Regions from separate parts of the Homo sapiens genome. Here region 2 is linked to region 1. A link is a contact called in ENCODE Hi-C or POLR2A ChIA-PET data. All regions are on one chromosome and are shown on one strand. Each heading gives the region's core, a stretch centred on a gene start or an enhancer-like site at or near the end of the contact. The rest is flanking DNA. Distances are from core to core; before and after follow the strand shown.

Region 1 (3,542 bases), core at 315-2,814:
TCTTTCTAGGAAAAAAAATCCCTTCTTTGAGGACATTCCTGGTAAGTATCCTCATAAATAGAAAAAAAATTTTACAAAGAGAACTAAAGTTTTGCTAGCATTTCTGTGGTTTCAGACTTAATGTGATGTGGGGATGCTCTGATTGGGAAAAAGAAAGATCATAAGGTTTCTAGGGAAGTGTACCAGTTTACAAATAGCCAGATTCTCCAGTGACCACCTCATGTGTCTATTGTTTTTTTCTCAAGCAGAAATGTGAAAACAGGAGAAGGTAGAGTCCAGTCTTACCCAAACCCTGCATGTCCAGGAGAAAGCTAACTCTAGTCTAAGCTACAAAAAACGAAAAAAAAAAAAATTCTCCTTGTTTTACATAATTTCATACACAAAAAAGAATGGAAGAGTAATATCCACAATTAACATCAAAGATCCTCTTATTCTTCATAGACTCAGTGTAGAGGCTCAGACACTTATGTCATGACCACAGAAAGAAATGAAGGAAGAAAAGAATGAGGATAGATTTGCTAGGGCCAGGGCTTTACCCAAGAAATATAGCTGAGAAAATGTGGGAGGGTAATAGGTAGGCACCTATGCTCCACAGGATGAGACCTGGATGCAAAGAACAGATGAGAGCTTTCTTCCCTATCCTCTCCTCATCTTGAGTCCCTAGTCATTGCTGCAAGTACAGGAAACCATAAAACAGAGTTTCAGAAAACTAATATGTAAAACATGAGAAATTACCAGTGTGCACAGGTGCCCAGAGCTAAATATAAAGCACTTGGATATTTGCAAAAGCACTAGCATGCTCAGAGTTAGCCAGTTACTAGACTGCTTTCTCACACCTGAAAACATCCTAAAAGAAAGGATACTACATTTTCCTCCTTTGTCTTTTTAACGAGAATTTGGAAAAGGTCTAACTCTTTTAACTTATTTAAAGCTGCTGAGATTGAGACATATAATACAGCTCTGGTAGAAAAATAATCAATTAAGGGAAATAATCAGATCTTCTCTCAACCTATTCCTACCCCCCTCAGAATGTACTACAGTGCCATAGAGGCAAAAAGCCTGCATAATTCTTTAAAGGTGAGGGGAGTGAGGGAGTTTCAGGTGTAAAGGATTTTCAGACAGTCATAACTGGAGAAACTTTCCTTTTAACACTGTTTGCTTTCTTTCTTTTTTGTTTGCTCCTCACCTCTCTGTATGTTCCGTCTACCTTTCATTTCAACATAACGAGTTACTTTATATTAAGGGGGAAATGAAAAAACAATTTTTTTGAGTTCAGACCACCTGGGGGCAGTGCTTCCTTTGACAGAGGCACTGCCAGAAACTAGAACAAGGGGAAGGGAACAGCAGGAGGAGGGCATTCAATGATGTGTGTGATGTAACAGTGAGGTTTTGATTATCCGTAAAAACAATGAAGATTCCCCAAAGGCTACCCAACCAACAGAACCAGAAGACTCTAGAACAGTGAACTAGGCCCAGTGAACACGGCCAAATCTAGGTCTCCAAACTGAATCCACAGAGGCTCCAGGAAAAGGAAAGAATGGAAACTCCACTGAGCACTCTGCTGCTGCTCCTCTGTGTGCAGCTGACCTGTGAGTCAGGCGAGTCATGAGGAGGGGAGGAATCAAGTAGGGGCGGCCAGGGCATTGAAATTTAGAAAGATCCCGGGGACAATCTTGGGTCTAGTCTCAGGAATGTAAAACAAATAATGAAACTGATGAACAAACACACTATATATATGAAAATGTTTCATTCCTCCTAAGCAGGGTCAAATGGACAACTGCCAGTGGAACAGAATGCTCCTTCCCTGAAAGTCAAGGAAGGTGACAGCGTCACACTGAACTGCAGTTACAGAGACAGCCCTTCAGATTTCTTCAGTGGTTCAGGCAGGATCCTGAGGAAGGCCTCATTTCCCTGATACAAATGCTATCAACTGTGAGAGAGAAGATCAGTGGAAGATTCACAGCCAGGCTTAAAAAAGGAGACCAGCACATTTCCCTGCACATACAGGATTCCCAGCTCCATGACTCAACCACATTCTTCTGCGCAGCAAGCACACAGTGCCCACAGTCACCTGCACCCGGTACCTAAAGCTTGCTGAGGGGCCTGGGCACACCTCCTTTTATAAGGGCCCTGGGGCACTGACTATAACTCTGCTGCATACAAAGGGAAATATGAGGGACTGTTTTATAACATAATATCAAACATTTCATTTGAAGACCATGTGAGGAAGGATAGTGTTTTCAAATACCATCTAAAGTACTTTGTTTCTCAGTGTGAGGCCCTTCCTTTGTGAAAACTAGCCCAAAAACTAGAGGCTAAATATCAAAAAGGAGAGAGCACTAAAGAACAAAGAAAGAACAGGGTAAAATTCTTGTCTTTGAGCTTCTTTGTAGACTTTTACAAAGATATAGAAAATACAAAATCTTGAAAGCCATGACCATCAAATTCAGTAGTGAAAGGAAAAATATTTTGACATGCCAAAAAGATTGGCTTAGAAGATCAAGTACCAAAATCTGAGGGAAAATTGTACAAAGCATTTAAAGGAAAAGAGAACACAACATGGTAGAAAAGCTGTCTTCTCCTTAAAAGGGATAAAATGCCAACCAGCTAGCTAGAAAGGAAGTCAATGATGTGAGGAGAGGTCATAAACAGTGAGTCCAGCATCCTGCTCTTTTCTAGGGTCAGAGCTCTGAGCAGGTAGGGTGGGAGGAGGGTGAGTCACATTTAGCAATGACTCTGAACTGAAGGAACAGTGAATTTTGGCAAAAACTGTTTTGATCATTGTGTCTTATATCAATACTCACAAGAAAACGCCCATTACAGAGGAAGCATTCAACAACCATGTGGACAAGACGGTCGGTCCAAAGCATGTCAGCCAGCCAGAGAATGTCTGTGCTTGTCAATTTCTTGAACAATAGACCCATGAATAGATTAGCTGAGGTGACAGATTGAGTTTCTTTATAAGCCCAGAAGCATGGGTTTTCTCCCACCAAGACAGATTCAGCTACTTCTGCTGCTGTCACAGGACTTTTCCTTAGTTCAAAGACAGGGTTCTTTTCCCATGGGCACGAAAATTCAGGCTCGCAAACAATTTGAATGGTGAGTAAGACACGGTTTTATTGGGTGAAGAGGAAGAAAAGGGGGAAACAGGGACTCTTACAAGGCCAGAGTCCCTGCTAGAGCACTTCCCACCCCGCAGTTCGAATCCCAGGTTCCACACAGGAAGAGGAGGAGCCTGGCTCCTCCCCACTGCAAAGGATGCCAACTTCTGCGGCTCCACCCCAGTGCACAGGCTGCTTGGAATTTCTCTAGGGACCCCCTCCCACCTGGCTGTCTCACTACCAAATGTCCACCCTGTCAGCAGTAAATACAACACTGAGCCTTCGATGTGGAATCATCCTTCAAAGGAACCAGCCACACACTAGTTGGCAAGTTGATTACATTGGACCACTTCCAACCTGGAGGTATTAGGAATTTTTTTTCTTCTTAATACATATTCTGGGTGTGAATCTGTGGTCTCCTCCAAAGTGCCACACATAGTT
Region 2 (3,542 bases), core at 739-3,238, 120 kb after region 1:
GAAGGCAATATCACGGTGGCCTAGGTGGATGTCACGGGGTGAGAATCAACCCTCAGTTGCCACGAGGAATCTGAGGAGATCCAGGATTACGGTTTTTATGTAACTGTCTTACCTCTGTTTCACAAGGGCCAAAACTTCAGCCCCGTTATAAAATCAACAGATGCAGAAAAGAGACAAGTGGCCACTAGATGGCAGCAGATGGTAAGAAACGTGAGTTGCAGGCGGGCTGGGCAAGAGTTAGGCTGGAAGCCCCTCCATTTTGCTTTACATCTTTAATGAGATATGTGAAGAAAATTAGTCCCTTACATGCCAGACGCAGATGCCACAGCATATGGAGAGATGCCGCACAGCAATATTTCTCTGGTTATTAAACAGGAGGCACCTAACCAGTCATTCACTGCATCATCATGCAGAGTTATCCTTTAGGTCTCCGGATACTGTTGTTGACAAGGTAATAACAGAAGAAAGCAGTTGAGAAGACTGATGTCGGGACGTGGGCCTCTGGGCTCGTGGGACTTCACCATGCCAGGGGATGGGGCACATTGCCAGAAAATGAGGAGCAGCCCACTGGGGCCACTTTTCCGTGGCCAGGGGGACACTGTGGCTTCTGCTGCCGGGCTTAGTCCCAGCAGGCGTCTGCTGCTCTCTGGTCCCCCTGGCAGCCCTCGGGGGCTCATTTATTCAGAAGCCCCATTACCGCGAGACAATTCTGCGGTCTGACCTTTCACCACAAATCCCAAATGGGAAAGGGAGCTCTGGGAATTTTAAAGAGCAAACCACACTTGCTTCTCCAGCAAAATTGAAAAGATACAGCATAACTAGAGTGCATTCAGGTGCACATAGATAGGGAAACACGGTTTCCATGCTGCCCCAAACAAAAGGAGGGAGTCCAGTCCTGCCGACTGCAGGAAACAGCCTCACTCGGAAGACACACTTTTTCTTGGGAGAGTGTTCCCAGGTCCAGAGCAGGCAGGGATTGCGCCCACTTCCCCACTTCTCACACTTTTCTCCAACCCCACCACTCAGTCTGACTATTCCTTTATTTAATTCTTCCACACTCCCAAACCCAGGGGCTTCATAAGGCCTTCAGGGTAGCTGAGGAACAGAGAACAGATTATTCAGTCCAGGCAACTAGTCCTTGTCTCAGGCCCAACAAGAAACTGTTATCTTATTAACCTGAAAGCCCAGAACTCTCAGGACTTCTCAGAGTCACTCATGAAGCCCCTTAACAGTCCTGAAATGAAGATAAATAATACAGCCATTTTTCGTACAGAGAAACTGAGGTATAAAACTGAGATCAGCTGCAGCTCTCCTGGTCCCCATTGCTTTCCCACAGATTCAACCCTCTGAAGCATCCTCCAGTGAAAATGTAGTAGCAAGATTCACCCTACCAGGATTTCTCTCCCCCTCTTAGAAAATTACTTCCTGCGCTAGAAATCCTCACTTGTCTGTGTGACTTTAGACAACTTGCTTAACCTCTCTGTGCCTCACTTATCATCTGTAATTTGAGGGACTAGAACCAGATGATGACTAAGGCCCATTCCAGCTCACAGTCTTGTGGCTAATTTCCCAGTCCTCTGCCAGCCCTCAAAGAGAGTTGTATGGGACACTTTTTCCAGCAACAGCCAAACTCAACAGGAGCAAGCAGAATTTCCTTCTCCAATTGAGAAGCAATGGGGTGGTGGTTGGAGTCTTGTTGATGTCCTTTGTCCTCGGAGTGAGGCAAACAGTGAGGCTTCAGATGTTATTGGCACTAACAGCAGGGCCTGGAGGTGGCCACACTCTTGTGGAAGGACCATGCAGAGCTGTCCCTGTGGGCAGTGTAGGTGCATAGCCAAGACTGAGGGATGTTTTAATAACTACTTCTCAATAAGAAGTCCTATTTTATTCTGCACAGGGGTGTGGACCCAATCCAGGTCTCCCAGGAGGAATCTACTCTCACCCATAATAGGGGATTGGTTCAGCTCAGCTGCGCTCACAAAGGGCTATACAGCATGCAGCAGTACAGGCAGCTCCCCGCAGCTCCATGTGAAAATGACTCACAGCAGTTATGAACATCAAACCTCCTTTGATGTGTTCCCAGACATGAAGAACAGCCACGGGAGGAGGAGACGGACTCTGGTTGCTAGCTCTGTGGGGTGGCGCACAGAGGGCCTGGACACATCTGGTACCATCCTGAAGCTCCAGGAGAAATTCAGGCTGGGTAATTACCTAGGACTTCCTAGGATAACAGAGCTTCTTTCATCTATCTCTCTCCCTCCCTCTCACTGTCTTTCTGTCTCCAGCTACAAGGGAATTAGATTCTCCAAGGAATTACAACCTGTTTCTGTACCTTCACCTTTCCCGAGGAGATAACAATTCACATCCCTGAATAAAAGTTGTTTTATTGAGCACAAAATGAATGCACCCCCCTCGCTCAGCATCTGTGCCAATTGCCTTAAAGCTATAGACCTGGCCTCCATCAGCCAAGTGAAAGGATTTTCCTCTGTCATGGCCATTTCCAGACTCTCAGCCTTTTGAGTAGCCACATGGTACCTTGTCCTCCTAATAGGCTCTCAATGATGATTGAATACAAAGGCTCTAATTCTCTGTTGCATTGGCAGCTCCCAAGACTGGGTCGATCACAATCGTCCACAGCAGAAGACAGCGGTGCTGACGGTCAAATGAGCATCAGGGCACACAGCAGAAGGGGAGGGTCAGCCACTGTCCCTTCATGCCCATTTCAACAGAAAGCTTATTTATATGCAAGAGGTGTTCCCCTTCCAGACAGGGTTCAAGAGCACATTGGTCCCTGGAAACTTGAGCAAAGTCTTCACGGTTATAGAAGGGAGTGGCAAAGGACATGTAGGAGAGAATCAGTTCCACCCCATGCCTGCACATTTCATTTTCTGAAATGAAAAGCTCTCATACACTCACAGAGATCTGCACATACCCACACATGGAAATAGCATAAACAGCTACTCTTTACTGAGCAGTGACCACGTGTCAGGCACAATGCCTCGGGCTTCACATGCATCATCTCTAATCCTCATCGACGTTCTGGGTGTGGGAGTGAAGGCATCCCTGTTTTATGGATGAGGAACCTAAGGTCAGAAAGGCTAAGAAACTTTCTTAAGATTGAACAACTATGGTAGAAGAGCTACAATTCTAGATGGTTGGATTCCAAAGCATCATCTCTTAACCACTGTACTATGGGGCAATATGCTTATAAGCAAGTGCTTACTCTGTTGGAGGCACTGGGGTTATGAGATAGTGCAGGAAAGACATAGTTATTCACTTCGCAAAGCTTCATTTTTACCGCACACTCATGCACACAGTGCTACACACACACATGCAGAGTTACTATAACTGTGGTGTCTTCCAAGAGCCCTGTCACTAAGGTATCCTCAGTGTCGTACTCTCAGTCCTCCTGCACTTGAACCACAGTTTGAATTGTGCATAGGGTAAAGACTGAGGTCTTCTACAGAAAGGCCTAAGCTGCTTGAACTTTACAGACAATTATGTGAGCAATTCAACCTTTTATACATTATGCTGTAGTTACC

What was found. A loop is a pair of places that touch in the nucleus more often than their neighbours do. ChIA-PET counts read pairs that join two places held with the same protein, here RNA polymerase II (POLR2A).
Region 2: POLR2A ChIA-PET joins it to region 1 with 18 read pairs in PC-9. The contact joins two enhancer-like sites. A Hi-C loop is called at or near these places in 1 of 168 maps with a recorded cell type or tissue (Caco-2). POLR2A ChIA-PET finds 5 or more read pairs at or near these places in 1 of 52 experiments (PC-9).

Annotation. Positions count from the first base shown.
Region 1 is chr14:22,264,212-22,267,753 of GRCh38, forward strand. It overlaps TRA and the pseudogene TRAV37. Among named protein-coding and RNA genes, the nearest start is that of TRD-AS1, 220 kb to the right of the region's middle. Within about 2 kb of position 1,565, at least 2 of the 41 ENCODE cell types and tissues checked have a DNase peak (open chromatin) inside an H3K27ac peak, as active enhancers do; they include PC-9, where a contact is called at or near this core.
Region 2 is chr14:22,387,408-22,390,949 of GRCh38, forward strand. The region is part of intron 2 of TRD-AS1 (TRD antisense RNA 1); the gene reads right to left. It also overlaps TRA. Among named protein-coding and RNA genes, the nearest start is that of TRD-AS1, 94 kb to the right of the region's middle. RefSeq lists enhancers at 265-494, 603-1,103. Within about 2 kb of position 1,989, at least 4 of the 41 ENCODE cell types and tissues checked have a DNase peak (open chromatin) inside an H3K27ac peak, as active enhancers do; they include PC-9, where a contact is called at or near this core.